Linked DNA regions of Homo sapiens: region 1 is linked to region 2. A link is an interaction called in ENCODE POLR2A ChIA-PET data of the cell type or tissue named here. Cell type or tissue: endothelial cell of umbilical vein. All regions are shown on one strand.

Region 1 (2,500 bases), 1.1 Mb after region 2:
TAGCTCAGGTGCCACAGCTTCCACGAAGCCTTCCCTGCCCTTCCTCCTTAAAGCACTTAGCTTGACCACACAACACTTACAGCTAATTTGATACCGATATTGTATGTGAGGTGCCTACCTCATGCCAAGCCCTTTCTAATACTTTCCATGGGCTACGTCATTGACTGCACATAATTATACAAGATAGATACTTTTATTGCCATGTTCTAGATGAGGAAACTGAGGCACAGAGAAGTTAAAGAACTTGCCTAGCTTAGGCCACACAGCCTGTAAGTGGCAGACCAGGTTAGGGACTCAAGCAGTCTAGTTCTTTATACATCCTGATGTTGCCTGGTTTCTGACTTTCCGGCACGTTATTCTTTTCTCTGCAACTCGAGTTGGGGTAATCACAGCTTCCTTTGAGTCTCTTAATTCTCAGACAGTGCTGGGTCAGTAAGTCCTGGATTAATTGAGAGTAAAATGACTTCTTCATGTCACAGGTTCTTACAGCCTGATTTTCTGGAACAGAAAATGTTGTGTGAGATTAAAAATGTTGTTTTTGAGTATTTAAATGATAAAACTTTGGAGCTCTCCTTTGCTGTATGAACGATAGACAAATTATTTGAAAAAGGAAATGCTCTTATATTACAACTCTAAATCTGTTTGGAGCCTGTCCAGCATTAGACCTTATTTGTTAAGTGAGGTAACTTTTCACTGGGTTGAATCCCTCATCTGATAAAAGATCTTCTCACCCTGAACAGGGCCACAGAAGCCTGTGTTGAGAGTTAAGAGGGCCCATAATTTCTCAGCCTCCCTCTTCCCTGTAGTCTTTTAACATACATTGTGAAAGCTCTTTTGAAAAGAAAATAATGAACACTTGAGCAGTAGTCAAACATGTAATCTAATATTGGATAGCCTTAGATATTAAAATAAACTTTTTCCCCCCACCTCAGAAGAGATACTTTTATTTATTTTTACAGTGGAGCAAATTTGGTGCCAAATAAACAATTTCTATTCTTTTAAACCATAGCCACAGTTGTGAATTAAATGGGGAAAACCAGGGAAGCAAGTTCAATTTCCAATGCAGTTGGTGCGATTTCGTGACTTACAATAGATCTTTTCCTTTTGGCTTAAAACTAGATATTGTGCCACTTAGACAATATTTAATGAAGACAATTGACTAAAACACAAGGAAATAATAGGAAAGCTATGCCTTAACGGCATATTGCCAGGAAGGGAAACATGAAAACAAAAGGCTTGTTAGCCATTAGGCTACACAATCATAAAATTTTTTGAACAGACATTGATTTCAGAAGGTTTTTCTTTTTTCTTAATCATTCATCTTGTTATACTTTTTTTTTTTTTTTTTTTTTTGAGACAATCTTGCTCTGTCGCCCAGGCTGGAGTGCAGTGGTGCGATCTCAGCTCACTGCAAGCTCCGCCTCCCAGGTTCACGCCATTCTCCTGCCTCAGCCTCCTGAGTAGCTGGGACTACAGGTGTCCACCACCACGCCCAGCTAATTTTTTGTATTTTTAGTAGAGATGGGGTTTCACCGTGTTAGCCAGGATGGTCTCAATCTCCTGATCTCGTGATCCGCCTGCCTCGGCCTCCCAAAGAGCTGGGATTACAGGCGTGAGCCACCGCGCCTGGCCTCATCTTGTTATACTTTTTAAGTATGTCATTCACCTTTAGTAATAACCTGGGTTTATTCTGTTCTATAAATTACACCAGGATTGGGGTTTTAAGGCTACCTGTATTTCTGCTGGCACACAATTAAGGTCACCTATTAAACTGGTCTTTGTCATTTTTATGTCTAAAAAAAATACCTGCAGTGTGATTGGAAAATGTTGCCTATCTGATAGACTTCCTGAATTTAGGCTTACAAGAGTAGATAGCCCAGATCCTAGCTTTGGGCATTGTTGGGGTAATACAGATGCCCATCTTTTATTTTCTGAGATAGGTTCTTATATTCTGGCTTGTTGGCTAGCTCAGTTTGTTAGTGACATACAAACCAGGTCAAGGGCATGGGTTAGCTTTGCCTTGTTTTGGAGCCACAAACTGTACCTGTAATTCTAGTCAGATTTTTTCTGTATCTTTTTTTTTTTTAAATTAATCATGCTTTTGGGGACTAGACTGTACATTGTGGACATATCAGTGCACAGCTATCACTACTAAGGGCAAAAAAAGGTGCCATATTTTAAAGCGAACTGGTAGGAAAACCCTGTAAGTGAGAGGCAAGACTGCCAGCAGCTTGCTAAGGAACCGTATGCTTCTGACAGTTGTCCTCCTGTGAAGATTAGGTCAGGACTAGGGGCAGCTTCTTGAAAGTTTGCCAAAGCCAATAGCCTTGATCTTTTTCCTTTCTTGGCAGAATGACAGATGCCATCAATGTGTGTTTGGGTGCTACTTCTGGACTTACTCTTAGATAAAGTTCTGGATATTTGTGCCCAAGAAGAAGAGTAAAGGATGGTGGTCAACATTATTCACCAGATGAGATAGATTGTTCATATGTGCCTAAGC
Region 2 (2,500 bases):
GGCAGCCTTGAACAAACGTAGCGTCTCAGGCCCCACCCAGACCTACTGAATCAGAACGCACCTTGTATCAGGATCCCCAGGGGGATCTGTGTGCACATTAATGGTCAACACTGTGCTTGCTTTCTCCAAAGGATTGTGCTCGCTTGTACAAAATGAGTAAAACAATTATGGTGCAGAGAAGTTGAATATAAACTTGTAAATATAAGCTTGTATGAGGCTACTAAGTAGTACAAAACACTCTCAAATTTTAAGTTCATATCTTTTTTTTTTTTTTTAGACGGAATCTCGCTCTGTCACCTGGGCTGGAGTGCAGTGGTGCTATCTCGGCTCACTGCAAGCTCCGCCTCCCAGGTTCACACCATTCTCCTGCCTCAGCCTCCCAAGTAGCTGGGACTACAGGCACCCACCACCACGCCTGGCTAATTTTTTTGTATTTTTTAGTGAAGATGGGGTTTCACCGTGTTAGTTAGCCAGGATGGTCTCAATCTCCTGACCTCATGATCCGCCCGCCTCGGTCTCCCAAAGTGCTGGGATTACAGGCGTGAGCCACCACGCCTGGCCAAGTTCATATCTTAATGCTACAGCCTTTATAACTAAATGCCTTTAAGGTAGTCATGTTGGGATTTTTTTCTTTCTTAATAGCATCCCATAATGATCGTACATGTTCCAAAAATTAAAATATATAATTAACCTGGGAAGGGAAAAAAAAAAACCTTAGATGCTAAAATATAGGCAGGATACCACAGCTTACCTATAACTTGAAAAAGTAATATCTGAAAAGTGAAAAACTCTCATCAATTATTTGTGTCATCTCTAAGACAGGCAATAACTGTAAATCTCCTCACACTAAACTGGTTAAACTTAACAGTCAGTCAAAGATTATGCTGACAACCACTGGGTCATGTTGGAAAAAGCAATGAATCAGCAATACTCCCAAGAACACTCTGGGTTTTCAAATTTATTTTTGATAGTGGATTCCTTTTCCTCAAATACAGTCATCTTGGGAACTCCCAATATATAAAAGCTCGAGGAAGTAGTGGGTAAAGGAACCAAGGCTCCAGCGGCTCACCTGCTCCTCTCTTACAATGCTCCTTTGCCCCTTTCTGCCTTTTGAAATCTGCCTAACCTTCAAGGCCAAAGATAAATGGGCTTTTGCTTCACTTTGCACACATAGATCTATCCTATGAGTGAATAATTAGTATGCTCTTTTTCAAGCTAAGGAAATTGAAGCTCAGAGAAGTTAAAAACTCATCCAGGGTCAATGGCAGCAAAGTGAAGGCTTCAGTTCAGGACTTCCTGACTCCAAATTCTAGCCTCTCAACTGCCACCCTGCATGTTGTCTGTAATGCTTTACAAGGCTCCACTTGGTACTTTCAGAGCATTTTTCTTCCCCAGCATATTTCACATCCTGCCTCGCATTACACATTTTTCTTCCCCATGACTCATCAGCTCCTGGAGAGCAGACATTGTTCTGCTCAATCACTCATGATCTAGCAAAAATTTATAAATAGCAAATGGAGTTTTCCCAGTTTTCTGGGGCTTGCCTTCCTTGAGAAAGTCCACCCCTGAAAATGCTAAGTGTTCACCAAGCCAGGCTGCTTCAGGTAAATGATATGTACTGCCATCACCCCCTGCCCCTCCTCCATCCAGCTGGGGTCATGTGACTAGTTCTCACTAACATAATTTGAAATGGAAGAAAAATAAAGCCATTCTAGGCTGATGAGTCCCAGGTAGCCTTCCCTAAGTTCTCTCTCTTTCCTGCCTCCTGGCTAGCTGCAGAGGATCCAGTGAAGTTGCATAGGTCCAAGAAGATGATGGAGATATGGGTGAAAGAATAACTGAGTGACAGTGGATTATGAAGAGGGCAAGGAACCAATATATTAATCCACTGAGACTTTAGAGTTGTTTGTTATAGCAACTGGCATTTGCAGACAGATACATTCCCACCTATCCAAAGTCCATAAGTCAACTTTTTTCATTAGCAAGCTATTCTTTCACTATAAAAATGTTTTCAAAATTTAACCTTTGGAATAATGGAAAGATATTAAGTATCAGCCAGGCATGGTAGCTCATGCCTGTAATCCCAGCACTTTGGGAGGCTAAGGCAGGTAGATCACTTGAGGCCAGGAGTTTGAGACCAGCTTGGCCAATATAGCAAAACCCCATCTTTACTTAAAAAATTAAAAATATTAGCCAGACATGGTGGCGTGTGCCTGTAGTCCCAGCTACTCAGGAGGCTGAGGCAGGAGAATTGCTTGAACTCGGGAGGCAGAGGTTGCAGTGAGCTGAGATTGCACAGCTGCACTCCAGCCTGGGCGACAGAGCAAGACTCCATCTCAAAGGCAAACAAACAAACAAACTCCTTTCAATGGAGTGCTGGCACCCCTAAGAATTATCTGACTCCATTAGGACTGTGCACCTGTCACTGCCTTTGAACTATTTTACAACTCTTTAAATTACAGATAACAAATAGCAAAACAAATAATTCTCTAAACAAGCA

Evidence for each region. ChIA-PET counts read pairs that join two places held together with the same protein. Peaks named below come from ENCODE experiments on the same cell type or tissue, not always from the same donor. Only the 100,000 strongest peaks of a DNase experiment are listed, where the experiment ranks them.
Region 1: POLR2A ChIA-PET joins it to region 2 with 5 read pairs; 2 of 35 experiments call an interaction of 5 or more read pairs at or near these places.

Annotation. Positions count from the first base shown.
Region 1 is chr14:59,193,811-59,196,310 of GRCh38, forward strand. The region is part of intron 1 of DAAM1 (dishevelled associated activator of morphogenesis 1); the gene reads left to right. Among named protein-coding and RNA genes, the nearest start is that of DAAM1, 6.4 kb to the left of the region's middle. In endothelial cell of umbilical vein, no CTCF peak of the experiment used is centred here; no DNase peak of the experiment used is centred here.
Region 2 is chr14:58,081,245-58,083,744 of GRCh38, forward strand. All of the region lies in intron 5 of ARMH4 (armadillo like helical domain containing 4), which reads right to left. Among named protein-coding and RNA genes, the nearest start is that of ARMH4, 70 kb to the right of the region's middle. In endothelial cell of umbilical vein, no CTCF peak of the experiment used is centred here; a DNase peak (open chromatin) is centred at 1,437; H3K27ac peaks cover 1,258 bases.